2 separate regions of the Homo sapiens genome follow, and region 2 is linked to region 1. A link is an interaction called in ENCODE POLR2A ChIA-PET data of the cell type or tissue named here. Cell type or tissue: Caco-2. All regions are shown on one strand. Links, peaks and the distances in the headings refer to the core of each region. The heading gives the core; the rest is flanking DNA.

Region 1 (15,624 bases), core at 3,266-11,265:
GCGACAGAGCGAGACTCTTGTCTCAAAAAAAAAAAAAAAAAAAAAATCTGTTTTAAATGCTAGTTATAACTACAAAAAGTAAAACGTAGTTTTTTTCTGTCCTCTTTACCATCCCATTAGAGCTTAGAAAAAGAGTGGCTTGTGCTCTTAGTTATGTGGCGAAGGCTACAAAGCAGGACATGTATTTGGCAAAGTGTATACTTACTGGATGGTAAGTATCTATGCTTATCTTATATCTTTAAGCCTGAATGAGACATTCAAGAACAGAAAAGCAGGCATTTCAAATATATTTTCTATTTTGTTTTGACTTGGATTGTCTTTGTCTCTATTTTGTTTATAAATTTTGAGGATGTTTACCAGACGAAAACAAGACACAAACATATTCCCCTAAGCCCACTGAAACTTTTATGATTTCCTCATAAAATGAATTCAAGAATTCCTAAGAAACTATTAATAGCTCTCAAAGAATGAATAGCCTTCTCTCTCTTTGCTTTAGTAGCTGCCACTCTTTTAACTTCTCTGCCCTTCTGACCTAGAATTCCTTCCATACACGAAGTGAAGTTTTCTGATCTTATTCCTGTGGCATTTCTCTGTATTCACTTGGAGGACTTCATTAGTGAATCTTGAGGTATTGGAGCAGATGTCATAATGACTTGGCCATGTTCTAAAACCCTAAAGATGGCCCTGTTGAATCACTGCAATAAGCCGAAAAGCTATTAATCTGGAGTTGTTTGGAGTTGCTGCTGACTCAGGAGTCAGGTTTGAAATCAATACCGAAGTTAAGTACAAAATGTAGACAAAATTATTCCCAATAACCCTTACCTATCTCACTGAGTGTATAGACATCACCATAACTTGTAAGTCCAACACAGCTAGTCCCCACGCCAGTGCTGGAAGAGGTCATGCTCACTCCTATGGTGCAGCTCTCTGAGGTCCCAACCTGCAGTGAGTGTGGCTCACTAGAGCACATTAATTGGTGGACCCTGAACTCTGATGCCTGTTCTCCTTGTTCTCTTAAGCTGTCAGAAGTACCACTCAGCCTCTCAGCATCTCAGCCACCCATTTTGGAACAGACAAATGTCTCCAGAGGAAAAGTGGCTGGCCTCAAATGTTGGACACAACACACCAGACCTATCCTCACCTTGATCCAGGCCTGTGTCCTTAGTGCCTGCCAAATTCTTCACTATCTTTTTGGCTCTACACTGCAAACAGCAGGAGAGTTTGTCTGAATTACCCAGTCCAGCATTCCTGGAAGTGGAAGTCCTCAGCAGCACCTTTCCTAAGATAATCAAGAAACAACTACCATAAAAGCGTGGGGTTTTTTTTTAAAACATGTAATCTTGGAAATATCAGGTATGAAACAAATGATGTAATAATTTTTCTGTCAACAATGGAGGAAAGAAGGGTTTCGTAAGAATTTGTCAGGGTTTATTTAGAACTGTCCAATAGGAAAAGTCACTTTATCAAGTAACCATAAATATTTTTCTAACACAGTTCATTTCCATTCTGTCGGATATTTATATTGAATTAAATGGAAATGTCCTTTTTATGGAATAAGAATCTATTTTTAGAGTCTGTTATGTAGGACATTTCATAAAATTACTATTCCTAATTATGGACAAAATTTTACAGTTACTGGAATTCCAAACTTTCTTCCACTATGACTTAACTGTTTTGTATTGGGGTTGATAACTCTTTCTCTAATGAATTTTATTGGATTGAATTACCTCTCCTAGAGTGTTAATATTATGGAGTACATTGATCAATTTGAGTTTTTAAACCTACAAAACTAAGGAGCAGATTTTGCATTATGTTGACATACTGCCAAAGTTACCCTCTCATTAGGTTCATCCTTTAACATCCAAAGATCTAGCCTTGTTTTTCTTACTCTTACAATGAAGATCAAGAAAATGATCTTGAATTTGGCTAGGAAAAGCTAAGGTAATAACTTATCTCGGAAAATTGTTAAATGGTTTAACAAATCCTCATTGAGCTTTTACTTATTGCAAAATATGGTGTCAAATACCTCAAGATTGCAATAATATTAATTCATTTAATAAACATTTCTGAATGCTAATGTCATACCAGGAACTTCCCTAGGTGGTGGGTATAATTTGGAGGGAAAGAAAAAACAACACTACAAAGAAATAAAAATACAAGTGCTATGAGATCCTTTTGTAGTTCATAAGTGTGATGATTGGGGTTTTGCACTTATGTGTGGGATGTGATGACTCTCTCAAACCTTGTTATGACATCAGCACATTACCTGTCTGATGTGAAAAATAAATACAGATGCTATGAAAAGAATAATTGGGTGGGAGAATCGAATTAAAATTGGTGAATCTGGGAAAGACTTTGAGAAGATGACATTTAAGCTGAAATCTGAAGCATGAATAAGAACTAATCAGTTGAAAAATAAAATCATTTCAAATAGAGGGTACAGCATTTGCAAACATGATGTTGCAGAAGGAAATGAAATATTTTTCAGACCAGTCTGGTCACAGTATGATAAACAGGAGAAGGGGACATGAAATAAAGTATTAGAAGCAGGCAAGGATCCAGATTTGCAGCATCTATAAGCTATATTAAGCATTTCCTCGAATTCATATTTAACAGGCTTTATTTGCTTATTTTATGTTTGTGCTCATAATTACTTTGTAAACTCCACAAGGGCAGGAACTAGTTGTGACTTTTGTTATTGCTGTATTCCTAACACCTAATAAGGGGCTGGATCTACAATAGACATTCGATATATAGTTGAATGAATGAACATGTGAATGAATAAAGTCAATGAAGTTTATTCCTGTAAAGGAATAAAGTTATCCTAAGATCATTGGGAGGATATTCAAGCATTTTAAGGAAGGCATCAGATTGATGTTCCTCAAAATTTACTGTAACTGCCCTGTGGAGAAGAGATTGAAGAGGGCGGAGTGGAAGTGGAGTACCAGTGAGGAGGAGGCTACTACAGTAACATATGGAAGTGATGACGGTGAGCATTATCATAGTTAGCATTTACTGAGTGCTCACAGTATACTCAGCACTCTTCATGTATTATCTCATGTAATCTTTACAATAACTCTATAAGTTATGTGCTATTATTATCATCTCTATTTTATAGATATGATTACTGAGAATTATAAAGTTTAAACTGCCTCAAGGACAAACAGCTAATAAGTGGATGATGGCTTGGGCCATGTAGATGTCAAGAGAAGAGGATAGATGTAATATATAATTTAGAGATAGGATCTCCAAGAATTGGTGATGTGGAATAATATTTACTCAATCAACTGGTAGGAAAAAGTGACATTTACTGATTCATGGAAGATGAAGGGGGGAAGTATTTGGAGAGAATAGAGAAGAAAAGAGTTAAGACATGTTAAGTTTGAGATGTTTGTGAATCATGTGAAAGCAGAGATCATGTAGGCATCTACAGGTCTGAAGTTCAAAAGATATATCTAAAGACAAAGACCTAAATTTTGGACTTGTTGACCTATAGATAAAAGCTGTGTGGATGGAAGAGAGAAGGTAGAGAGAGTGTATATAGGGAGGAAGACTCAGCACCAAGCTGCAAGTAACTCCCAACATTTAAGGAGCCAGGTAAGGGAAGAAGAACTAGCATTTAAAAGTTAGTTGAAGAAAGAGCCACCAAGGATAACTGAGGGTTCAGGAGAGATTAGAGAAGCAAGAGAACTTTATGTCATGGAATTCAAGAGAAAATAGTTTTTTAAAAAAACTGAAAGTGGCCAGCTGTGTTGGATGTTATAGAAAGACAAGATAGAGAAGAATTCAAACAGTCTATAGGATTTGGCAAACTGGAGTTCATTGATGACCTTAGCATGAGCTGTTTTAGGGGAGTCAAGGAGAAAGTAGCCAGATAGAAATGAGTTGAAGAGTAAATAGGGATGTCTGGTTAAAGATAACAAGTTGAACATATTCACTAACCTCCACTCTCCCAAAACTTCAGTAAAATGATAGTAATGGAATTACACTCAAGGACAAAGAGATAGTGGGGTAAATAATAGCAACAACATTTCGGAAGTTAGTGAGCTGCTAACTTTCAAGTAATTTTTAACAAATTAGTTAACAAGCAGTTGGATGTGTGGTAACTGACAGCAGATTTTAAAAAGCTGATGGGAATTATTTTAGGAGAAAGGTCAAAATGATGATGCAGGAGAGAAGGTTACAGGGATAGAGTTGGTGAAATGAGATTCAGAGCACACACAATGGATGACAGGATTTTATAGGAAAAACATGGTTTTTGTTGTTGTTGTACTGACAGGAAAAAAGAAGAAAATGGGTGCAGAGGAAGTTAGGTTTGTAAATTTGGGGATGGGAATGTGGCATTCCTGCCTCTTGACTACTGTTGTCATACTGAAGCTTTCAAAATTGGTGACAAAGTTGTTATATGAAAATGGAGTGAAAGAGAGGTAGACAGTTTATGGAGAGAGAAAAAGAGTGGTCTCAGAAAATGGGAAATCCAGCTTCCTAGAGAAAAGTAGTAATTGCCTGAAGTATAAAGTACCCATTTGAGGTTGTTACTCATGAAGTTATAGTGGTACTAATCTGCCTGTTATGCGATCAACATAAAGATGTTAGTGACTCAAAGGAATCCAGTAACACCAAATCAAAAGCAAGAGCAGGAAATGCTGACATGTGGAGTCAACCATTAAATGTGACATTTCTGGGAACCAAGACACCAGCAGGTAGGAGACAAGTGGTTACAGTCTATTCAGTCTGCCATGCTTAGAGTTTTTGCCATGTGATATAGTGTGAATGTTCTGTCCCCTCCAAATCTCATGTTGAAATGTGACCTCCAAAGTTGGAGGTGGACCTAGTGGGAGGCGTTTGGGTCATGGGGGCAGATCCCTCATGAATGTCTTGGTGCTGTCCTTTTGTAATGAGTAAGTTCTAAGTTCTCACATGAGATCATGCCCAGCCAAACCCCTTTTCCGTATCAATTACTAGGTCTCAGGTATTCCTTTACACCAATGCAAACAGACTAACGTACTATGTGATAAGTGTATGTTCCATGGCCCTGTCTATTGTTAATAATGAGTCATTATAGCAAATAAAATAAATATTAATAAATGTATACTGAGTACGCATGTTAGCACCTCCTTCCTCTCTCTTGCTCCCTGTCTCACCGTGTGACACTGCCTGCTCTCCCTTTGCCTGCTGTTACGATTGTAAGCTTCCTGAGACTCTTACCAGAAGCTTAGCAGATGCTAGCACCATGCCTGTACAGCCTGTAGAATCATGAGCAAAACAAACCTCTTTTCTTTTTTTGTTTTTTTTGTTTGTTTGTTTGTTTGTTTTTAAGACAGGGTCTTGCTCTGTCACCAAGGCTGGAGTGCAGTGTCATAATCATGGCTCACTGCAGCCTTGATCTCCCGGTCTCAAGCCATCCTTTCGCCTCACCCCACGAGCACCTGGGACTGCAGGTGCGCACTGCCATACCTGGCTAATTTTTGTACTTTTAGTAGAGACAGGGTTTTGCCATGTTGCCCAGGCTGGTCTCCAACTCCTGAGCTCAAGCAATCCCCCTGCCTTGGCCATCCAAAGTGCTGGAATTACAGGCATGAGCCACCATGCCAGCCAAACCTCTTTTCTTTATAAATTACTAGGTCTCAGGTATTCCTTTATAGCAATGCAAATGGACTAACACACCTTGCATGTGCACTTAGAGGGAAGGGAGGTGCCTAAGTGGGGAGGTTGTACTGAGAAAGGAAATCATAAACTAGCCTCTGACAGTCAAAGAGATGACCACAACAGCATGCAAGAATGGAGAAGGAGAGAACAGATGAGTCAGGTGAGCTGGGCTGTAATTAGTTTCCACAGAGTCTGGTCATCAAACAGGCATTTACATACTAAGAGCAATGACACACATACCCCCTCAAATGATGACCTATATCAACCAGGAAGTCTTATTCTTTCAGGCTTTTGACTGACTTTGGAAATCCTCCCTTTTCTGTAGTCCAGGCCTCCTTTCCAACTCTCTTGGAATGTTAGAGACTTGGTATATTTCTAAGCAAAAATAAAACAAAGCAAAAACAATATGAATTCCAGGGAAAACATTTAAGTACATGGAGAATGGAAAAAAGAAAATTTGAAATAGTGATTTATTTCAGCTAGGACATATATGTGTTTGCAGGGAGGGGAGGCTCAAGGCTTGTAAGTAACTTCGACTGTGATGTTTATGTTTTATTTCCTGAACTGGATGTTAGGTACGGTTATGTTTGTTATGTCAGTGTATCTGAAATATTTCATAATTTACAAAAAGAAAAAGTTTTTGAGAGGAAAGGGAGGAAGGGAAAGATGATTTTTGTCTATGTCCCTGCTTCTACCTGGTAAAAGATAGGGGTTCCTCCTAGTTATCCTAATTTTATTATAACTGAAAAACTGTGTCTGTTCACAAATAAGACTGTTGCCTACTATCCTCTTGGAAGTTAATTCTCATAAGTCAATTCATTTTTTTAGCAAATGTTCAAATCACACACCTATGGAGCTGGATCAACTTCATTGACTTCATCCATGGGTGTGACTCTGGTTGCACTGAACTGCTGATTTGGAGATGCCCTTCCTGTTTTGTTAGTATTATGACATCATATATGTTTGAATGACACACCAGGGAAAGAGGTCATAGCCCGAAGTGCTCATTCAGCTGTGATATCCATAGGCTGCTGATAGGGTACTGGGTTATCCCAGGCTTCCTCCAACCTCCTTCCTATCCATTAGTCCTGCTCCACTTCATCTTTACCTTGGCCCCAGGATCACTGCCCTTTTTATTTCCTATCCAACCATGATCACAGAAAGAGAAAAGATGAAAGCCATGTGTCGTCTTGTTATAAAACATATTAATAGCTTTAAGTAGGAAATGAAACAGAAAAGGACGAATCTAATAGCTAGAATTACACTTGCAAATTATCTGTGTATTTCATGATTCCCACTTGAGATTCCTTCCAAAATAGAGGCGGATTGGCATTATGCTGATTCATAGCAACCTTGATGTTATACTGCCTGAATTAAAATCTCTGCCCTGCCTCTTCCTAGCTACATGGCCTTGAAAAAGATTTTTAACCTCCCTGTAAAATTTAGATATTAACAAATGCCTACTTTTTTAAGTTAAAGACTAAATTAAAAGATACATGAAAATGCTCAGCACAATACCTAGCAAATAGCAAGAGCTTAATACATTTTGGCAATTATTGTGTACATTGATTTTAAATTTTCTCCCTGACCTTTTAATGCTAGTAAGTGGAATACCTCAAATCCTGATACCTATCAAGGATAATCTACCTGTAGGAAAAACCAGCTTCCAGGCAAAAATCATATCTGTTAAGAGTGGTCTCTGTACCTGGTGGGAAATTTCTTCCCAAAAATAGTAGATTCTTCTACCTACTCTCTTCTCCCTACGAATGCCAAGTATCAGTCCATGAAAGGAGACAAGAGTTGCTAAACTGGTTGGTAGTTTGTTTTGTTTTTATTTCATAATATGTATTGCCACCTTCCATGAACAGCCAAAAGAGAGCAGAGGACCAAATGACAGAGTGCATGCTCTCTCCTTTCAAGCTGTCCAGTCACTCTTTCATCAGGACACGGACCTCTTAGGGGATGAATGGTTTTATTTCCCCCAGAAATAAATTAGGCCAAGGAGATTGTTGGCAAGCACTGGGGCGAGACTGGCCCAACTACAGCATCCCTAGCCTGGGGACACCTTCTTCAGTGGACATGAATGGAATTGCTAGGCTTATGAGCTAGGATTAGGCTTGGGGAAGAAAGTGACTTTCAACATCTAGAAAAGCTAGCAGCAAAACTGAACACAAATGAGTTTAGCCTAGAGAATTCAGGGGAAAACTAAGCTCCAAGCGGAAGAAGGTAGTTCTAGATGAAAAACCTGTTTCACATAGACCTATGGAAAAGCACACTGCCCAGAGGACTGTCTGCGTTCCTTTATATCAACATTAAATATATATACTATCTCTGCCTACTCCCTCCCTGCCACCTGTCCTTCCAGTCTCAGCCCAAACCGGCTCCTCCTCCTTCCAGCCCTCCTTTTTTAAAGAGCTCTTTATTAGCTCTAAACAGGAAAGGGGAGGGTAGGAGATGATTGGCTAAGAGGGAACAGCACCACCCTGCTCATTCCCCTCCCATTCCCTCCCTGAGGAAACAGCTGGAATGAGAGGTAGGGAGGGGAGGCTAGGATTGGCTGAGTCAGTGGCAGGGTGGGGGCCAGGCAGCACAGATGAAGCATTTACCTATCTAGGTAAGTCAGGAGGAGCTCAAAAGGAGAAGAAAACAGTAGGAGGCAGGGGAAGCAGCCTCTGTCTCCATCTCTGCCCTTTGAAACAAAAGGGTATTTCTTTTCTCTCTTCAGCCCCCAACCCAGTGGAGGTGAGTTAATCACTAACCAACTATTGCTTATCCTATAGCAATAGGAAGGGGTTTCATGGGAAATCAGAGCTACAGGGGAGGGGAGGTGTCCCTCTATACCCCAGCTAGGGAGATTTCCTCTCTGTTCCTCAATTCTCTGAGTCCATTCTGGGATCAGATCAGGTTGGTAGCAACTTGAGATTGTAGTGTTTTTGTGGAGACTGGGGCTGGGAGGCACCTTCTTTTTCATTTATCCCTTTAGGTTGGATAGGCATATTGTGCAAACAACAAGAAAAAGAAAATAGATTTGTTTTGGAAATTTCCATCTCTGAACAATTGAAATTGAGTTGTGATTTTAGAAAAGAACAGTTGAAATAGAGGGAGTCAAAATGGGGGAGAGTATCTTGGTTTTCCATAGCGACTGTAACAGGAAATTCTCCCGTGGCTTTACCAACTCGGTGTCGATCTTTATTTAAATAATGGGTGCAATGTGTGTGTGTGTTTGATCATGCTCATGTGATAATGGAGCTCTCTGTGTACAGGTGTGTTAGGCATGAGCTGTACTAGGTTGTTTGTAAAGGGATATGAGGTTGGGGCACATGGAGAAAACTTCAGCTACCAGCTCATCTTTGGAAAACCCATGGATAATCTAGCTGCAAAGTCAAGTTTATTTGGATTCTACTCAATTAACTTTCTGACTCAGCCTGTTAATAGACACAGAGACTGGCAAACAGAAAGCTACCTGGCTGTGCCGAGCCTCACCCACATGAATATTTCGTGGCTGCATGTCAAGTCTAGTTAGAGTTCCAAGTGGGGCTCAAGCCAAGGTAGTGTGGCAGAGTCCACAGACAGAGAAGCAGACCAGGGTGGTGGCTTTGTTTGTTTTCCTGCAGGTGTCCCAGTTGGCAGTTTGTGTGGCAGATTTACCTGCAGAAGGAAGGCAGATGTAGGAGTCGAGTCAGAGTAGCAAGTTGCCTCTCCATTATCCATCTTGGGGGGTTTAACCCTTTGGTCCCTAACTTTGACTCTTTTCCTCCTGCTGCAGAGAAGAGGGAAGTGGGAAGCCCTCAGTGCCAGGCTCAAGGGCCTGGCACACGCAGCCCTGAGTGAATATATGGGTTTTCCAGTCCTGGCAACTGGAGATTTAGGCTTGAGCTCACCTCACACCACAGAGCCAACACCCCACACTCACAGACTGAGGGCTGCCCTAGATGGTGAATTTAGGAATAAAGACCACTGGCAGTGTCTAACAAAGCTCTGCTATGCAGAGGGTATTTCTACCTGCTCCTTCCCTCAAACACACTGGTGAAAGGGAAGATGATAATGTTGCCTAAACACACACAGAAACTTGCCCATGTGTTCATGGAGACAGATATGCAAACTGTGCAAGTTTTAGTCATTCTGCTATTTTTCTTAGGATATTTTCCAGCCCAAGGCACATTTCTGGGTAGTCAACAAGAAGCAAAGACACCTGGATTGAAAGACAGGAAACCTCTTTGACTAGTAGGCAGAGAGGCAAAGCTCTTGGAGGACATGTGGGGGGTTCGTGGGAGGAGGATGAGAGGGACCTGGGTCTGATTAGAAGGTACAGACAAGCCAACCTGGAATGGAGCTGGAGCCCTCTCCCCACCCCACCATCTCCAGATGCCAGAACTTGAACTGTTCTTTATTTCCTCTCCTCCAAGGCTTGGCAGTATTTAGTATTTTAGTCAGTGGTGTAGTTAATATTTAATGTGTCTTTGGATGGGTGGCCCTGACTATAGGTGCTGCATATTTCTTAACCCATTCCCTCCTCCCGTTAAGTTCCCAAAGAGGTCAAGGGTTAAGATACCAAACTCTCACCTTGAGTGTTTTGTTTGTTTCTCAGTCTTCTTATCAGGGTTTCGATGGCTGCCCTGAAAGAGCCCCAAGGTTCAAGGTTGTGAAGTCGGTGAAAGGAAATGCAGCTTTCACCATTAAGATTCTTTAGGTCAGAAAACTAGGTATGGAGATGAGGTGACAGCGCCTCGCTCAGCTTTGGTTTCAGGTTCAGATTCCTCTGTGCAGGGATTATGTAATCCCTAAAGACATGATCTTCCTTGGCAGTTGGTGTCATTTCTTTACTGTAGAAATATCTGCTGTTGGGGCAATACACTGGTCTGGAAGTATAAAGCTGAAGCAGATGATTTGCAGGGTTTAAGGTATGAAGTAGAAGGAGAAGGGGGTTTTAAGGCTTTTAGTATTTTAGTCAGGGGTGGCTAGTAACCATTCTCGGGGGCATGCCCCTCTTGCATCCAGATAGTCCCTGAAATGCCCTGTGGAGGGCTGCCCTGTATATGCATGTATAGGTCATTCCCTGTTTCCCTTAGGAAGGGCTAGTGGTAAGAGCCATAACTTTCTCACCCGTAAAATGAAGAAAACGTCACATCCTGCCTATGTTTCCAGTTTATGCTGAAGATCGAATTAGCATATCTGAGAGTACTTTGCAAGCTATGGCATGCTGTGTTCTTGTGAAGCAGTGCTTTTCCTACCACTTTTATCTCTTCCAGCTACTTGAAGACATCCTAGGTTCTGAAACAAAAGTGTGATAAGCTTCCCTGGTAGGAAAGAGAGACTAGAAAACCTCTGTAAAGTCTAAAGCATACTTAGAAGCACAAGGGTAGTAATTTTCTCTGAAAGTAAGAGGCAGCATCTGCTCACCCATTCATAGAGAATATGATGTTAATTACAGTGAGTCACTTTAAATATTTACTGCCCTGATTTTACAGAGAAGAAAATTGGAGCCCAAAACTAGACCCTTAGATCTACATTGACTTTTTGACAACAATGCCTTTGTCTTATACAGTTTTGTAACACCAGCGCCTATTATTAGGTGCTCATAAATGTTAGTTTAACTGAAAACATTGCCCAAATTTCACTGAGCCATATATTATCCAGGAAATTAAGTATTTAAGTAAAAGCTGACAGTTATAGGTTAGAAACCAAGAAGAAGCCTTCCAAAAGCTCAACCTAATAGACCCTAGAACAGATGGCAAGTTCATTCATTCGGCATTTTTTGAGTGTTTTCTGTGTGCCTAGACTCACAGAGATGGAGCTCCTTTGCTATAGTGGCCTCAACCCTACACAATGTTAGGAATGGGTTAGTCCTCCCTGAACTTGGGCATCATTCATGGAGTGGGTAGCTGAGATGACTGAACTTCATCCACATGATTTCTCATGTTCCTGTTTCTTTGAGCTTCTGGGTATTGGGGAGCTAACCTCATGAAGAAACCCTAAGAGCTTCCTCACCCCACATTTATTTATCATTGGGCTTCTTTGGTGTCTCTGCCCCTCCAGTCCCCTCCTTATCTCCTAGGAGGATCTGGACCCCTATGAACCAGATGTCTGGCTCACTAGGGATCTCTCCTGTTTTCCCCCCAGTGTTCTGCCCCTCCATACCTGCCCCTTTTAAGAGACTCCTCCCAAGCAGAAGAGGAGCTCCTTGGGGCTCCATACTTGCCAGCTCTATAGGGATGGAAAGCTGACTCACCCAACCCAGCCCAAACTTGACTTTGGCACTGGAAGCAATTATTACCAGAGGCCAAGAGGACATCTGCCCTGGCATCCAAAGCCCAAGCCTCCAGATCTCAAATAGATCACGTTTTCTTCTAGGACATTTTACCTAGTGTTGGGAGGGTTGGAAAGATGAAAGAAAATATAGGATGGCATTATAAGGAAAATATGGATTTAGAATCAGACAAACTTTATTCTAATTCTGGCTCTCCTCCAACTCTCTGTTTGATCTTGGAACTGTCTTTTCATCTTAATTCTTTTAGAATTTCATTTTAACATAGCAGACTCACTTCTGGCCTGCCATCTCCAGTGGAGTATTTCCCACAAACAGCCACATCAAAATCCTTGGGACTTTCAGAGGGAAGATGGCACTGCCTTCCTTTGCTACTACTATTGTTACAATGACATTGAAACTTTTTTTCCCTAAGGAATTAGAGTTGGGAGGAAGCTACATGGGACATTTCTCTTGTTCATTTGACATAGGCTAGGGAATCTCATTGGGAATGTGTGCAACAACAGAGGCACTAGAAAGAAAGAGATTCACTAGAAAGAAAATAGGTTTGTGTCAACCACTGCAGGTGCCCTGTTCATGCCTCCAGGCTAGGGAGTTAAAGATGGGTATCGTAGCGGTGGTTGTGATGATGTTGATGATATTGACTGTGATAGCAGGTGACAATTTGCTCTGTGCAAAGTGTTTTAAACGTTCTCACAATAACCCCATGAGGTAGGTATTATTAAGGGACCTGTTTCTTCTCTCAAGTCTACAGTCTCCCATCAAACCAGAACCCTTCTTTTCTGAGATCCTGTTTCTCTTGTTTCAATTTAGTTTGATCCTAGATAGATCTTGTCTTTTTCTTGTTACAAGAACAATAATAGTTAATTATTGACTCATGAGGTCTTAGGGTATTTACTACCAACTAAACTGTGCTAACTGTTCTCTCATTTAATCCTTATACTAACATTATTTAATGAGGAAAAACAGACTCAGAGTAATTTGCCCCAAGTCACATAACTGTAAATGGCTAAACTGGGATTTGAGCCCAGACCCAACTAACTCCAGAACCCAAGGTATTGACGCCTGTAATATTTATTGCTTATAGTAATGAAAATGTAGATTAAGCTCCTTGGTTCAGAGAAAAATGTAAGAGAAGTAGTAGAAGCTTCTTTCTGACTAGACTGCCTCTCCACCAACTAAGTCTGTCCTTCTGCATGTATTTAAGCCAGCTTCAGGGTCCTTCCATGCAGGCCGGGGGTGTCGGGCAGTGGCTGTTCATGCCCCCCTTCCAGCTCTCTGCTTGCTTGGTGTCCTTCCCGCCATGCCGCCCAGGGCCTGGGCAGAGCCTTGCCGAAGCCTCGGCTCATGTGTGGCTTTGATTCTTCTCTTTTCAGGCCCGGCTTGGGACATTGTTCACTTCCCCTCGCTTCCCCTCTAGAAGCCCCCTTTGCCATCCCTGCACCTTGTTTCGGGTGATGCCCGAGAGGGAGCTGTGGCCAGCGGGGACTGGCTCAGAACCCGTGACCCGTGTCGGCAGCTGTGACAGCATGATGAGCAGCACCTCCACCCGCTCTGGATCTGTACGTAATACTCTCCCTCCCGCAACCTGGTCTGCTCTCTGCACACCTGCCCTGCCCTGCCCTGCCCTATCCTTTCCTGCCACCCATCCTGGCTCACTGCACCTTCTCTTTCATTGTTGGGGAGTGATTCACAACACCAGTGGGTGCTTTCTGCCTGAGTCAGCCCTGGCTCTATAGAGAATAGGATGGGACGACCTTAGAGAGCAACTGGGCAAATGAGACTTTTTCCGCCGATTTTCATTAGGTTGGGGGTTGGGTTGAGCAGAGAGAGTAGGCCTGTAATCTGAGGTCATGGTGGAAACCAGAACATAGATTCTTGTAGCACATGGATTATTGAAGTTCTCTGCAATGAGCAGCATTACTTTAGTCTCTTACAAAGATCAAAGAAAATAGGTAATTAGGAGCCTAGGTTCTGGAACCAAACAGATTTAAGTTCTCTACTTATAAGCTGTATGACCTTGGGCAAATTACTTAATTTCTCTAAGCTTTAGCCTCCTCAGTTTTCAAATGGGATACTTAGTGTTCATACCCAATTCAATTTGTGGGGAGTAAATGTGATACAGGTAAAGCACCTAGCATATGCCTCTATATAGAAAAGAATCAGCCTTTCTAGGAGCAGAGACTGAGAATCTTCCAAAGTCACTGTGTTTAGCTACTTGTGAGTGGCATTTAATAAACTGTAATTTTTCTGGGCATGAATTTAAATCTCAGTTGTTGTGAGGCTGGTGTGAAAGAGTAAATCTGTGCTGCATCCAGACGCAAACATTTGTTGTTCATGCTTGTCACATACATAAGAATCATAGAGAATTTATGCTTTTTTGCATTGTATCCTATAGAGGTATTTGAAAATTTAAGGGTGTCTACTGAATGTCAAGATGTTTAAGACAACCAGTGGATTTTGATATGTAAAAATAGAGTAGAGAAAGAAACACACATGCACAAATCCAAAGTGCAGACAATCATACAAATTTCATTTTGACCCTAGATAATGGGGCTGTGGAGACGTCTTTCTATGTCTTTTAGGCTGAGGCCAACGTGAATAGTCACATAGCATTGGACACAGAATGTGACAGGGATTAAAGGTTTTCAAAGTGAATCATTCATGAAGGAGAAACTCAGAGTCAGCTTATCCTTGGCAAGGCTATTTTAGGAGGAAGAGGACAATAAAGATATTTTTCTTCAAGAAACTCTTGGCGTCAGCTTCAGAGCTTCCAGGGGCTATATTTGGGGCTTGCTTTAACATGTAGGCCCACATGCGAAAGGAAGTTCCAGAGGCAAATGGAAGGGTTATTCTGCAACCCTCTCCCCTCCCTCCAGGATATTTTTAGAGCTGTCTCAAAATCTTTCCTGGCCATCTGAGTGGGCCTGAAGAATATACAACTCTGAAGTGTCCCAAATATTAGGAAAAGGGCTGGAGATGCCAAGAAGAGACTTGGCCCAAATTTCTTATATTCCAATTTGCCCTTTTGTTTTCCCTTCAACCTCCTCTGTGGAAGAGCAACTATTCCAGCAAACTTCTAGCCCCATACAACATAGACAGTAACTGTCTGAGATGACCATTATTATTTTCTTCCAAAAACCTCTATGTACTCTCTCATAATGAATATGATCTACTTTAAGATCTACTTAATATTTAATACTAAGCTGCTTTTCCCTCCTCCCATACCATCCAGTTTCTCCACCAACCTCCCCCTTTAAGTTAATATTTGCTTTAGAAATGCACACTTACTTGAACATTAGCCAGAGCCAAATGTCATCAAGAAAGTAAATGTACAAGGGGAAAAATTCCCGTATGGAATGCATTTCAAAGTCAAGTACAAATCATTTAGTACATTTATCTGTGGCCAGTCATGCCACAGTTCCTACTGGCCTGGCAGCTCATAGCTGGCTTCATTTCCTGCTTTTCCTCATACTGCCCTTGACATACCAGATCAAGTATGCAGAAGTACTTTTAAAAGTTAAAAGCAATACCACTGAAGTTTCAGGTCAAATTGTTATGTTGCACTTCTTATTTGGAGCTAAATCAGAGGTGCTCAAAGTGAGATGTTTGACAAAGGCTGTCAAACATTGAAACTTGGGACTGCTTCTAATCTGTGCCCCTAAGCATTCAAGCCAGGACTGAGCAAAAGAAAGGCCCCTGCCATGTGC
Region 2 (15,624 bases), core at 5,150-13,149, 190 kb before region 1:
AAGATTTATTTATTTATTTGCCTGTAGATGTTCAGTTGTTCTCAAAAATGCTATCCTTTCTCCTTTGATTTACATTTGCACCTTCATAAAAAATTGGTTGTACATGTTTGTGTGTAGATGTATTTTTAAGCGTCTAATATGAACTAATCATTGAACAAATATCTCTTGAGCCCCTACGATGAGCCAAGCAATATTCTAGGTGCTGGGAATGCCACACTACCCAAAGCAGACAAAAAATGCCATACTCAAGGAGCTTATAGTCTAGTGAGAAAAATAAATATAAACCAGATAAATAAATATATACAAGGTCAGAGAAAGAAGTAGCATGACGAAAAATAACACAGAGTAATGTGCTGGGTGGTAAGGTGTGAGGTGGGATGGGCAGCACACGTTAGATGATATGGTCAAGGAAGGCTTCTCTGAATAAGTTACATTCGAGTAAAGGCCTGAATTGAGTGAGGGAGTGAGCCATGAAAATACCAAGGAGAAAAGTTTTGTCTGAAGAGGGAACATCATGTTCTGCAAGCTCAAAAGACTGAATATGGGTAAGAGGATGAAGACTTCAATTTTCAGTATAGCTGTGTAAGTGTCTACTGGTCCCACCCTCCCACAGATAGCAATTCTAAACTCTGAATAAAATACGGAAGAAAACAACAAAAATCCTACCTTAGGGAACCAGAAAGTGAACAAAAGCAGATACATTCTAAAGGAGCAATAAGTCTTAGAAGAAGGGGACACCATAGATCAAACTTCCCATTTGTTATGCCTTTTAGCCTGAGAGAATATCAAAGTTGACATGATGTGGCATGGCTAAAACTCTGAGACAAAACCAAGTCTTCCTGGTTTGAAAAAAACAGAGCTTTGGGCAGCAACAGCCACTAGAAAATTATGGGAGTCATAAAAATTAAAGAACCAAAGAGAAGAGCCCATCCTGTGTATAAACTCTGCCCAAATCTCTGGCTGATCTCTGAATCACCCATGAGCAGGACAGACTAAAAACAGAGCAGCTAAGGATAAAAGAAGTAAACTGAGATTTGGGCTGCTCCAGAGAGAGAGAGTTTTCAGGTTGGATGCAAGTAAGTTAGTTGTCTGTTTAAATGAAAAACAAAAAATAGTACAAACAAAAATAACTTTCTTTTTGGGGAGAATATAATAGAATCCATTTATAATGTCCAGGATACAATTCAAAATTACTGGACATATGAAGAAACTAGAAAATCTGAACTCCAGTTAAGGGAAAGGAAAGTCAATGGTGACTGTCTTTAAGATGATACAAATGTTGGAATTAGCAGGCAAGTTTTTTAAAACAGCCATTATAAATATGCTCAGTGATGTAAAGGTATATATGCTTGGTAATGAATAGGTAGATAAGAAATCTCAGTAGAAAATAAAATATTAAAAAGCATTGGCCAGGCACAGCCTGTAATCCCAGCACTTTGAGAGGCCGAGGCAGGTGGATCACGAGGTCAGGAGATAGAGACCATCCTGGCTAACATGGTGAAACCCCGTGTCTACTAAAAATACAAAAAATTAGCCAGGCATGGTGGCATGCACCTGTAGTCCCAGCTACTCTGAAGGCTGAGGCAGGAGAATCACTTGAACCTGGGAGGCGGAGGTTGCAGTAAGCCGAGATCGCGCCACTGTATTCCAGCCTGGGCTACAGAGCGAGACTCTATCTCAAAAAAAAAAAAAAAAAAAAAAGGCATCAAAACATTCTACAACTAAAACGTACCCTCTGAAATAAGAATGTCACTGGAGGAACTTGGCAGTTGAATGGAAATGAAAGGAAAGAGCCAATGAACTTAAGGATAAATCAACAGAAATTGTCCAGTCTGAAGTAGAGAAAGATAAAACATTTATATAAAAAACAGAGCCTCAGGACTTATAAGACAATATCAGATAACCAAATAAACATGTCATTGGAGTTCCATAATAGGAAAAAGAGAATGAAGTAGTAAAATTATCTGAAAAAATAGATTTCTCAAACTTGAGAAAAGAGGTACATTTACAGGTTCAAGGTGTTCAGTGAAACTCAAGCTGAACAAATATGAAGAAAACCATGCCTAGGCACATTATAGTCAAACTGCTGAAAACCAAAAATAAAGAGGAAATCTTAAAAGCATCCAGGAAAAAGACAGTGCTTACATACAGGGAATACTTTGAATAACTGCTGACTTCTCTTCAGAAATGACAGAAGTCAGAAAATAATATATAAAATTAGTCTTTGAGAAAAAACTAATCAAGAATTCTGAGTAGAGGAACAACCACTTGAGCTCTCCATGACTGCTATGAGGAGGTAAGAGAAGAAGCCTAAAGCCAGAAGCCTATTGTAGTAATCTAGTCCAGAAGTGATGGTGTTTTAGGCCAGGGTGATAGTGTAAATGTGATTAGAAATGACAGAATTGGGGATATATTTAGATTATGTCACTGATTTCTATAGTCATTTCTTTGCATAGGCTCTCAACCTCCTGTTTAAAAATCATTCTTGAACATGCTTGTTTGAAAGATTTCTAACCCTTCTTGGTAAAACGAGACGTGAAGAATAATGGAAGTACAAGAGTCAAAGGACTGGATGAAGATCCATTTTGGGTCAAATAATAGTTGGAACTGGGGTAAATGAAATTTTAAAAATAGACCTATATTGTAGAAATTATCCCATAATTCTAACACAAACATTTTTCCATTCTCTCGAAAACATTTCAAAGTAAGAAGGAAATGAATTAAATGACTGATTAGATATAAGGAAAAGAGAAGATGTGAAGAAACTGTGGTTTTCCGGCTTGAAGACATTGGTTCAATTTAAGAAACACATAATGACTCAAGTACAGAGAATAAATATAGGGTAGGCCTTAATGGGCTATCAGTCTGATGTCAAGAGACATTTGAGTAACTACCCAGTGTTAGGTAAGGAGTGTACTGGGTGTGGGCTATATCAGCCAGGAAAGCTGAGTCATTACACCTGAAGTCATATATCGATGAGGTACACGTGACCTGGCTGAGTTGGCTTAGCCTATATCAAAAGCAGCCCGTGTCTAGAATTGCTCTAGTCTTATAAGGCAATGCTTAGAAGGGAATATTTGCATTTCCAAAGTTCTCATGAGGCTCTCACTCATTCAGATAAAATCATCTCAACTGTGAATCTGCTGTGAAGATTTTGAAAGCTGGAAACTTGCCTGGAAACTAATCTGGAAAATGTGACTAATCTCTCTGCCTGTATCCAGACCTTGATAATGTCCTCCCATATTTCTGTATCTTTTGATTTACCCAAGCATCTGATGTCCGCATCCATCAGAGCCTCCTCTTGACGTTTGTCAATACTATAAATACTATCATTGCATAGACATTGGGATTCATGCAAGACCCCATGCCCGTTATAGCCAAGTCTCTGTGAGGAAACAGGACAATGAAGGGGAGAGATGTGATACTATGAGATAGCTAAAGCCCGTGGATTAGTCTGTTCTCGCACTGCTATAAAGAAATACTTGAGACCGGCCGGGCGCGGTGACTCATGCCTGTAATCCCAGCACTTTGGGAGGCCGAGGTGGGCAGATCATGAGGTCAGGAGATTGAGACCATCCTGGCTAACGTGGTGAAACCCCGTCTCTACTAAAAATACAAAAAATTAGCCGGGCGTAGTGGCGGGCGCCTGTAGTCCCAGCTACTTGGGAGGCTGAGGCAGGAGAATGGCGTGAACCCGGGAGGCGGAGCTTACAGTGAGCCGAGATCCCGCCACTGCACTCCAGCCTGGGCGACAGAGCGAGACTCCGTCTCAAAAAAAAAAAAAAAAAAAAAAAAATTAGCCAGGTGTGGTGGCAGGTGCCTGTAGTCCCAGCTACTCGGGAGGCTGAGGCAGGAGAATGGTGTGAACCCAGAAGGCAGAGCTTGCCGTGAGCCGAGATCGCACCACTGCACTCCAGCCTGGGCAGCAGAGGGAAACTCTGTCACAAAAAAAAAAAAAAAAAAAAAAAGAAAGAAAAAACTTGAGGCTGGGTAATTTACAAATAAAAGAGGTTTAATTGGCTCACAGTCCACAGGCTGTGTAGGAAGCACTGCTGAGAGAGCCTCAGAAAACTTTCAGTCATGGTGGAAGGCAAAGGGGACACAAATCCAAACCATATCACTTTGAGAGGCATGATAGAAGTAGACCTTACCAATGGGGCATGAAAACTATACCTTTAGCTTCCAAGAATCTGGTCCAGAGAAATAGTATTGGAATAATATAGACAAAAAACCAACAAAATCTAACACCTAGGTTATTCTTTCCTGCAGGGAGCCAAAACAGTGTAGATGAAACTTACAGATTCTGGGACTTATTCACATTTTCCACCTAACTGGGGACAGAGTAACCTTGGGGATATCAGGTGTAGTTGTAAACAAAAAAAAAATGTGGCCAATATAAGCACTGAAAAGATGAATCCTGTTGTGAGGAATATAGCAATTTCTCCTATATCTGACTGCATTATGGGTAAGGATATTCTACGTCAATGGGAAGACCAGCCATTACCCCGCCCCGAGATCAGTGGGGTATAGAAAACCCTTGGTCAGGTGCAATGGCTCACGCCTGTAATGCGAGCACTTTGGGAGGCCGAGGCAGGCAGATCATTTGAGGTCAGGAGTTTGAGACCAGCCTGGCCAACATGGTGAAACCCTGTCTCTACTAAAAATGCAAAAATTAGGCAGGTGTGGTGGCACGTGCCTGTAATCCCAGCTACTTGGGAGGCTGAGGCAGGAGAATCGCTTGAACCCAGGAGGCAGAGGTTGCAGTGAGCTGAGATTGCACCACCGCACTCCAGTCTGGGCTACAGAGTGAGACTCTGTCTCAAAAAAAAAGAAAAAAAAGAAGACTCACCTTCTTTACAATTTTTAATTTAATTTTTATTGAAGAATATTTTACATGCAAAAAAGCACATCGTCTCAAATGCAGAGCTAGTTGACTTTTCACACACTGAACATACCCATGTAACATCACCCAGATGAAGAAACAAAACATTACCAGGACTTCCAAAGCCTTCCTCATACCCCCATCCCGGGGGAAATTGCTATTTTGACTTAAACACTATGAATTACTTTTGCCTGTTTTTATACATTACATACATGAAACAAAACAGTATGTACATCTTTTGTATCTGGCATCTTTCACTAAACACTTTCTGTTTTGAAATTCATCTGTATAATCATTCATTTCATTGTTGCGGTATATTTCGTCATATGATGTATCACCATTAATTTATCCTCTACTACTCATGAGCATTTTGATCATTTCAAGTTTGGGGTTATTGTAAATAGGGCTGCTATAAACATTCTAGCACATGTCCATAGGTGAATAGATACGGATGCATTTTTGAGAGGTAATCTCTAGGGGTAGAATTGCTGGATCATAGAGTAGACATATGTTCAGCTTAGTTGCCAAAGAATTTTGTAAGGCAGTTGGACCAATTTATACTTTCACCAGCAGGTTTTCAGAGTTACGGTTGGAATACATTTTTACTAATACTTGATATTTTATCATTTTAGCTATTCTTCTGAGTATGAATTCTGAAATTGTACTTTGTGTTTGATTTTAATTTACCTAATGACTAATGAAGTTAACCAAGTTTTCTTATGTCTATAAACCAATTGGATATCATTTTTTGTGAAGGTTCTTCAGGTCTTTTTCCATTCTCTTGGTGGGTTGATTATCTTTTTAAATTTATTTGTAAAAGTTCTTTATATTTGGGGGGCACAAGCCCTTAGTTTGACATGAGCTTTGCAAATAGTGCTTTCCAGATTGTAGCTTGCCTTTCACTCTCTTACTGGTGTCCATATCAGTGTTCTAGGGCTGCCATGACAAAATATCAAAGACTAGGGGGATTAAACAACAGAGTTTTGGTTTTTCTTATTCTCACAGTTCTGGGGCAGGGAGTCTGGGATCAAGGTATGAGCATGCTTGTTTTCTTCCGAGCCTCTCTCCTTGGCTTGCAGATGGCCAAGCCATCTTGAATGGCTTGAATAACTTTCAAGCTTGTTATTATTGGGTGAAAGGGATATCAAACAAAACCAAATATCCCTTAAGTATAAAGTGGAAACAAGAAGTTACTCTAGAGAAATACTAGTAATCAGAATGGAGGAGACTCAGAAGAAGATGGCATATTTGATCTGATACAGGTCAGGAAGAGTAGGAAATGAAAATGTAGGGTAAAGATATTTCAGATAAAGGATGCAAGTATGTGTTTTTTGAGGACAACATATACAATAAAGTAGAAAAGTAAGTTAATCTGAGAAACATCAGAAAATGACTTACAGAGAGCCCTAATTTTTCATTACTCAGAAATCAAAGTAAAAACAAAGATAATTTGATTTTTGATAGGTAATTATTTATTCAGCCAGTCCACCAAATCCAGGAAAGCAGGAACTTAAACTGAACTAAGACAAAAATTATGAATTGTTTCATGTGATCGGTGCCACTAAGAATATTAGTGAATTCTCCTAAACACAGATATTTTTCCCCAGTAAATAATAGTACTTGAGAAACACAGAATTGCTAAAGAGAGAAATATAACTGCTTCTCTGTTTTGTGGGGAAAGGGAAGGAAAATCCTTCCTAACTGGTTTCTAACTGGCATTGTTCGTCTTCAAGTCTCACACGTGTTCCAGTCGTTTAATCTCCAGAGACAGCTTTTACACCTCCAGGGTCATTTTCGAATCCTCTGGGTGTGGGAGACACTGCATGAGCTTTCTACCCGTGAGCACTTGCTCACAACCTTCAGAGATTACCTAAATGAAATAAAGCGATAGTTTTTGAGAGGCTTCTCTCCAAATGAAATCCGAATATGTAAGATTTCTTCTGGATGTATCACTGATGACCACAAAACCGGAATGTCAAAACCCTCCTCAGGACAGATGAATAAAATCCCAAAGAAACTAGGGTCTCAGCAAAGTATTCTCCCTCGGCCGTCAGGCAGCAATCAGTAGCTGGTGAAGCAGGGAAGGAACAACGCTGCAGACAACACCCAGGGGGCCTCGTTAGGGGCGACAGAAGGGACAATTCTGATGGGCCCATCTGAAATGAAGCAAAAGCATAGCATTTATTATAGAAAGTATGAGGCTGGGGGTCAAGTCAGCTGGATCTATGAGACCTTCCTATCTAGGGGTGTGGTCCTTCTTGAGCTTACCTTAACAAGTACACCAAAGTGCTTCAAAGGTGACGGTGCTAATTCTGTAAGTGATGTGCCCGAAATAAATCTTGCCAAAAGTCAGATCTCGCTGGTGTTGGCTAGGACAGTGCTCTGGAGGAGACTATCATTTTTAGAATGGGATAGGATGCCCTGAAATGTGTGCCACTTACCCACTCACAACTGGGCACCTCTGGGTGCCTGCCATGTTCTGTGCTCTGATCAAGTGATATTTTGAGGACCAACCAAAGTGATATTTTGAGGACCAACCACTTTATAGCCAGAGTCACACTGGATGGTGACATTTTCAAGTTCAACATACAGATCCTTACCCAGACAGCTTTCCATTTTCTGTCTCTGGTTTCAGACACAGAGCTATAATGGAAACACAATTTTGATCATCCTATGATTCTCAGAATAAGATCTTATAATAGTAAGAATATTGAGAGTTATGAAACATTGATAAATTATACCTGGATGGGATGCTGAGAGTTGTTCTTTACCTCCATTTATTTATGATTATAACAATAAGATTAATAATAATGCTAATAATGTTATTGCACATACTATATGTCAATGTAAGTACTAATGCAAAACATTATTACCTCCATTTTGCTAAAGAGAAAAATTAGGTACAGATAGTTTGTGTGACTTGTCTAATATTGCATAGCCTTTGGGTGGCATGATTATGATGTAAACCTAGTCACTGCGGTCCTAGAGTCAGAGTTTTCAAAATTAGTACAGTATTTCCAAACCTTGATCTTTTCATGGTCCTAAGTATATAATTTTTATTCTCATATTCTTAATATCTTGCTGTGTTAAATGGAGACAGTGTGGGGAATTAGCTCCTTGAGTTGCTATTAATAGATTAGTTAAAAAAAAAAAAAAAGGTTGACCCTATCCTTGTGGTTGACCAAAAATCTCCTATCAGGTCAACTTCATTATGAGAAGGTGGGAGCATGCATGGTTTCTAATGGAGACATCGAATACTTCAAAGATGTTGGGAATTTACCCACAGGATTCCTCATTTAAACTTAAGTAGATGCCCACTAAAATTTTGCCAAATCCTCACTGATACTCTCAAATTAAAAATTGTATCTCTAAGTCCACTAACAGAACCCTGTATATACAGACACTTGAATTATAACAAAGGTCACACTGCAGAGTTGTGTGGAAAGTATAGTTTATTAAATAAGTGCTATATGATTAATTGAACAGCCGTTGGAGAAAAACAAATTTTAACCACTACTTTCCACCATAAACACACAGGAATTCCAAGTGATTTGGAGATACTAATGTGAAAAGTTAAAACAATAAAGCTCTGGAAAATAACATAAGGAAATATTTTTTGTGACCTTGCTGTAGGCAAATATTTCTTAAACAGGATATGAAAGGTGCCAACATCAAGGAAAAAAATTATAAATAGAACTAAATTAGAATTTAGAACTTCTATTTATCAAAATTAGAACACTCATACACTGCTTGTGGAAATTTAAATTGTTGCAATCACCGTTGAACAAAATTTGGCATTATCTACTAAAGATGAATATATGGCTGGGTGTGGTGGCTCACAGCTGTAATCCCACACTTTGGGAGGACAAGGCAGGTAAAGGAGGATCACTTGAGCCCAGGAGTTCAAGACCAGCCTGGGCAACAAAGAAAGGCCCTATCTCTACAAAACACTTTTTAAAAATTAGCCAGGTATGGTGGTGTATGCCTGTAGTCCCAGCTACTCAGGAGGCTGAGGCAGGAAGATCCCTTGAACCCAGGAGTTGGAGGTTACAGTGAGCTATAATCATGCCACTACACTTCAGCCTGGGTGACAAAATGAGAACTTGTCTCAAAAAAAAAAAAAAAAAAAAAAAGAGATGAATAGATGCATACTCTATGAAATAGCAATTCCACTTTTAAGTTTATTCCCAACATAAATATTTGCACATTTGTATCAAGAGTCATGTGCAAGAATGTTCATAAGAGCATTGTTCATAATAGCCTATAACATGAAAATCCTAAACTTTTATAAGATACATAAAATGTGTTATGTTTATCCAAAGATTATACAACAATGAAAATGAATAAGCTATCACCCCATGCAAGAACACATAGATGATTTTCAAAAACATAATACTGAGTAAAGAAGGCAGGCACAAAAGAATACATACATGATTTCCTTTATATTCAAAGTAATGGCAAAAACCGCAGTGACTTTTGCACCAATCTAAATATAATGCTAAAAAGTTGATAAAACTAATCTGTGATGCTAGAGGTGAGACTAATTGGGAAGGAAAGTTGGGGAGTCACTAGGAGAGGGCACACGGAACACTTCTGGGATGCTGGTAGTGGTGATGCTTCTTGACTTGAGTGGTAGTTTGTCATGGTGGGTTCACTTTGTGATAATTTATTGACCTGTACACCTAAGATTTGGACACAGTGTTGTAGTATGTTATATTTAAATCAAAACTTTTATTCAAGCAAAAAGTGGCCTTCCAGATGACCTCTGAAAGATACATTGATAACAGTAGTGTTCAAGAGTGATAAACTGTGATCATTCATGCTATTAAAATATTGTACCATGTGTATATATTAATTATGCAAATTAAATAAATAAGTAAAGTGTAAATTTCTAAGTGCTGCCTCTGTCTAGGAGGAGACTCTTGTTTGACCTTTCATAGAGGCTCTACCTTCTTAGCAAGGGCCCTCAGTAAGTTTGGAGTTAACCTTTACATTGAGGGGCTGGAGCTGACCAATGTGAATTTCTGCAGGTGACTTCAGCCTCTCCAATTAGAACATATCCATCATCACAGTGACAGTGCACCAGAGTAGTAGAGAATAAAAAATGATCTCACATCTTCATAGGACCCATGGCCAATGGGAGGAACCATTCTGCAAACTTGAATGGTGAGAGAGAAGGTAGAGGAGAATGAGCTAGAGTTTCATTTAATGAACAATTCAGTGAGCGACCCTTCTCGTTATGCAGAACTAGGTCATTAACTTATTGTACTGCTGATGTACATTTCGTCTCCTTGACAAAATCAGTAAACTTTTACACTGTTCATGAACTTCTGGGTACAAAAGCATTAATTTAGCCACAGGGAGTTACTCCAAAACAGAATCATATTCAGTAATCATGAGGTTAAATAAAAAGAAAGGCCACAAATTAATTTTCAAAAAGCAGACAGTGCAATTTAAAAACAGCTGAGAGACTTGAATAGATGTTCCTATAGAGGGGCTATACAGATTGTCAACAGACATATTAATAGGTGCTTAATCACATGGGTCATCAGGAAATACAAATAAAAGCCACAATGAGAAATCACTACACACTCACCAGAATGTCTACAATTGAAAACTATGATAATACCAAAGTTTTCATGAGTAGGACACAATGGAACTCCAATGAACTACCTAAGGAAATATAAATTGGTACAGCCACTTCCAAAAACAGTTTGTGGTTATGTCCTAGAACCTGGCAATTACAATCATGGATATTTTCTTGGCAGAAATACACAAACATGTGCACTAAAAGACAAGCTCAGAAATGTTTTCAGCAACATTATTTGTAATGTGACCAAACATGAAAGAGCCTAAAAATCCATCAACTCTAGAACAGATAAGTAAATTATGGTACATTCAACTGATGGAGTACTAGACAGCAATAAAAATGAATGAGATACTATTTACAAAAAAATGGGTGAATCTCACAAATACATTGAGCAAAAGCAGACAGACCATTAATGTATAATTCTATTCCATTATTAAAGCTTTTAAAAATGCAAAACTAAGCTACAGAACAAGTATAAATAAAATAAAGAAATGATTACTCTGCAAATCAGGATGATGGTTACATTTGAAGAAGGATGAAGTAGTAAATGGGAGGGCCCCCATGGGACTTCTGGGGGCTGGCAATGTCCTACATCTCTACCTGGGTGACATTTTCATTAAGTGTTTGATTTTTGATGAATCATGTTGCTGTACATTTTCACTTTGTATACTTTTCTATATGTGTATTATATTCTAATAAGCTTTTTAAAAAAGAGTTGATTATCTTTGAAAATGGTTAAAGAGTGAATGAATCCGGTTGAGTCCCCCCACCTCTTCCAACTACCACCCCCTCCACAAAGAGAATGTTTTATCATTTTGCAATTTTTGGAGAGAGGTTTGTTGAAACAATGCAAAACAATGGCATATTTGGAAGTAAGAAATATGCAAAGAGCACTTTGGGAAGTTGAGGTGGGCAGATCACTTGAGGTCAGGAGTTCCAGACCAGCATGACCAACATGGCAAAACCCCGTCTCTACTAAAAATACAAAAATTAGTGTGGTGGAGCATGCCCATAATCCTGCTACTCAAGAGACTGAGGCATGAGAATCGCTTGAACCTGGGAGGTGGAGGTTGTAGTGAGCCAAGATCATGCCACTGCACTCCAGCCTGGGCAACAGAGCAAGGCTCCACCTCAAAAAAAAAAAAGAAAGAAAGAGAGAGAGAGAGAGAGAGAAAGAAAGAAAGATGCAATGTTGAGTTGTTGAGTTAGCCTGTCAGTAAAGGAATGATCTATAGTGCCAAAAGTTTTGCAGACAAGATTTAGTGCAATTTAATAAATTTAGAGCTTTGAGTATGTTGATAAAGCACCACACTAAGGGAAGAGTTCCTGTAAGGACTGAATCTAAGTTAAAGCTGTTTCCAACTTATTTGCTAAAAAGCAAATTAAAACTGCTGGCTCCTTTCTCATGGACTCCATCCTCACCAAGAACTACTCCTTCATGTGTGCACTGTTCTCAGGCACTCTCACCGGTTCAGTGTTCTCCTATTAAGCCATGTGCATTCTCACTTCTGTGCCTTTTCTTCTGCCATTTGCCCTACTACAATGCTCTCTACCTTTCTCCACATGCAATCCTGGCACGCGGTGATCATTCCTGCCTGTGGTTGCCTATGGCTCTCAATAGGAATGATATTTTGAGTTCTTAGCCACTTGCATTTTATATATGTTTATCATATATTTATTCTACAGAAAAGGAAACACAACCTTAGAGAGGTCAGTTATTCTGCATAAGATCACAGTTACTAAGTGCCAGTGACATGAATGAAACTTAGGGATTAAACTCAGGCTTCTATCAGTTCAAAACCCACTGCTCCTTCTTAGAATACTACTATTTTCTGCTCTCTATAGAAAGCATTAGGTAAGTACTTTATGTGGCAGCTTCAGAGGTGTAAAAGGCTGTAAAATGGAAGTTTTGGCTGAAAAACAATATTCTTGTTATTTGCAAAGTCAAGTAACCCTCTCTCACTGATGAAGTAGGTGACTCATAACCGGTTAGAAAGCTCTTATCTCCCTCACCTGAATAAAAAACATTGAAATGACAGAAACGGAAGATATTTTAAGGATATTTGGGAAGGATTTTTTTTGTAGTGAAGCATTTGTTTTCCTGTGAGCCCCATTCCATCACTTGCATGAGGAAAATGTGTGGGTGCACTTTTCCTTCACATTGAGAGAGGGACTCTAAGGAGCCCACTGAAAAAGCCTAATATGGCTCCTCTCAGTTTGGACAGGGGGACACAGTGGATTAGTGTTGGACTCCTGCCAGGGAAATCTAAAATGCAAAAAATGGGCTGTCCAGTGGTTCTGATAGTGGGAACAAATGAAAGATCTCTGCTGCTTTGAGATTGTATAATAACCTATACTCCAGATGTTATTCAGAAAAATGGAGGGGTGAGTACTTCCAGGGGATTAGAAATCAGATGCATGAGAAAGTAATTCATGGTGGAGTTGTCTTCAGGTGTCTAAAAGAGCCACCAGGGTGGAAGAAAGACCTCAGTAAAAACAAAATAAAACAAAAACAAAACCTCTAGGAGTCACCAGATATCGAGGAGATAGGAAAAAGCAAGTGGTCAACCAGAATCGGAGATGGGTTTGACCACACCCAGGGAATTGTTAACAGATCCTCAGTGATGGTAGAGGACCCCATCCCCACCCCTCCACACACACAAAACACAAGAGAAAGAGCAAGTCGGAAGCACCCAGGAGGCCAAGGATTAGCTCAAGTCAAACATTGTTTCTCTCACTTCTTCTCCCAAAGTTTCAACTCAGGGGAGCTCAGAAAGCATAGCAACAGTCAGTCCAAAGGAAATGTTTGTTTTTGTAGCGAGGAATAGAAATTCACCTGTATATAAGTCCACAGCCTCCACACAGCCTTTCCTAACCCTCAGATTAAACACCTCTATAGAAATAGAAAACATAGCTTTTAATTTTTATAAATAAATAAATACATATGTAGAGCTCTTTGCTAGGCTTTTTGGGTAATATTAAGGGACATACTTGTGATGTATTTGAAAAGTTAAACTATAGCCATATAAATAGTCATACCATAGAACCAGTCACACAAGTGCCAGAAGATTAGGACAGAAAAGGAGTTCTATAGGAGAAGGTGGTGACAGAACAGAGGACTGGATTGTCAAGGGAAGGCTTCACAGAGTAAGGGGGAGGTACATCTTCAAGGGTGAGTAAAGTTGAGTCATTGAAAAAAATGGGAGAGGTAGAATATACTGAGGCAATAGGCAACTCTGGCATCAGATTGCTGTTGCAAGAGAAGTGGGAGGTAGGATCAGAAAGGGAGGCTAAGGTTGACAAGACATTAAACACCCTTTCAGGGGGTTGGGATCAGAAGTAATGTGAAGATTTGAGGGACCAGAAGATAAAAGAAAAAATAAGTAGGAACATGGAGAAATAATTCAAAGACTTGTTGACAGATTGGAGAAAGTCTTCCTCCATTTCCTCAGAATATAAGAAGGGAACTCAGAGGTGGAGTTGGCCTCTTTATCCGGTACTGACACTGTTACCTAAATTAACACCATCCCTCAATAGTTTTCATGCTTCTGATGTGAAGAGTTATCTTCCAAATACAGTTGCTTCCTTAATAAATCACGCTTTCTTCCTCAATGATCAAAAAAGCATGGCTTCAGCACTTTATGTCAATCTACTAGCTCTCAGAAGAGCACCCAGCTATTATTTTTGGGTCAAGATTTCCCCCCTAAGCCATCCAAATCCTCCATTTTTGATGCTACAATAGCTGTTTCAGGGAATATGTTTATAAATACTTTAACATGTTATAAAAATTAGTTCTCTCAAGAAACAATGTTGGCTAATGACAGAGAAAACTACAACTTTGCTAAAAGGACATTCCATTTAAATAACATAACAATCATTAATTTCCATAACAACAGCTCTTCAACCAGTTCTGGCAAGTTCTCTCAATCTCATACATTTCTCATTCATTCATAAAAACTTCCCTATATTTGAATAACAATGTGTTACTGTTGCAGTAAACTGAGGAACGGAGAAACTTTTAGATGCTGCTTGGCTTTGGAGACTTCCCTATTCCTGCTACAACTCTGAGCTGTAGCGCAGCTCCTATTAGCCCTATGCAGATAGACACTAGTCTTAGTCGGCCCCACACTTTCTTGGAGCACACAGTCCACACTAAGAGATCTGTGACTCCCCACTTCGCAGCTGTTGTGACTAACTAGGCCCCTCCATTTACACACTTTCACACACTTTTAGTTCCCATGTTTGTAACTGAGGTGGTGAGCCACTCTCGCCACCTCCAGATTCCTAGTTGGGGTGGTGAGCCACTCTCGCCACCTCCAGATTCCTAGTTGGGGTGGTGAGCTACTCTCGCCACCTCCAGATTCCTAGTTGGGGTGGTGAGCCACTCTCGCCACCTCCAGATTCCTAGTTGGGGTGGTGAGCCACTCTCGCCACCTCCAGATTCCTAGTTGGGGTGGTGAGCCACTCTCGCCACCTCCAGATTCCTAGTTGGGGTGGTGAGCCACTCTCGCCACCTCTAGATTCCTAGTTGGGGTGGTGAGCCACTCTCGCCACCTCCAGATTCCTAGCTGATTTAGCAAGCCACTCTCGTCCTGTCTTGGCGGGGTGTGAGTTTCATCTGGATTGACCAGCCACTCCCCTCGCCCCCAGCCCCTGTGGGTCGGACTATTCGGCACACCCCAGGAGGTGATCAGGCTCCCCTTCCATCCAAGGGACGGGTCCTGCCTTGGGCTCCCAAAACCTTACCACGTTTCCTGAAGCGTCCCGTTTCTGAAATCGTCCTGTAGCTCCTTTTAGGTTCTGTTGCACGGCTAGGTAGGGGGCGCCAGGTCACGGTAGAGCTGATCTCCCCTCTGGGCTGAAGTTCTCCTAGCAGCGCCTGGGGTCACAGGTTTCCCAAGGCCCAGGCTCCAACCCCCAGACCCAAAGGAGACAGTAAGCCTGCAGTCTTCAGTCCCTTCGTGATTGCCATAAACATTGTGGTAAACTGAGGAACGGAGAGACCAATAAGGAGTACAGGAGGATTTGTTTATTTTTAGGTATGCACCGGCTCAGAGGATTTATATCCAAAAAGCTGTGCATTGAATAAAAATAGAGCGGCATTTTTATAAGCGGCCTTACCAAAGCAAAACAAAAGCAGTTAATTATACAG

What was found. Peaks named below come from ENCODE experiments on the same cell type or tissue, not always from the same donor. Only the 100,000 strongest peaks of a DNase experiment are listed, where the experiment ranks them.
Region 2: POLR2A ChIA-PET joins it to region 1 with 10 read pairs; 3 of 35 experiments call an interaction of 5 or more read pairs at or near these places.

What each region holds. Positions count from the first base shown.
Region 1 is chr1:207,025,346-207,040,969 of GRCh38, reverse strand. C1orf116 (chromosome 1 open reading frame 116) reads left to right here and starts at 8,214. Exons shown (of 4, transcript NM_023938.6): 1 at 8,214-8,391; 2 at 13,291-13,476. The coding sequence starts at 13,372. LOC124904826 (small nucleolar RNA U13) reads left to right here and starts at 2,170; the gene lies at 2,170-2,276. It also overlaps a transcript of PFKFB2 not described here. RefSeq lists a silencer at 1,152-1,446. In Caco-2, for the core only: no CTCF peak of the experiment used is centred there; DNase peaks (open chromatin) are centred at 8,169, 9,969 and 10,289; H3K4me3 peaks cover 2,375 bases.
Region 2 is chr1:207,220,202-207,235,825 of GRCh38, reverse strand. All of the region lies in intron 1 of LOC107985251 (a long non-coding RNA gene), which reads left to right. It also overlaps the pseudogene C4BPAP2. Among named protein-coding and RNA genes, the nearest start is that of LINC02942, 12 kb to the left of the region's middle. In Caco-2, for the core only: no CTCF peak of the experiment used is centred there; no DNase peak of the experiment used is centred there.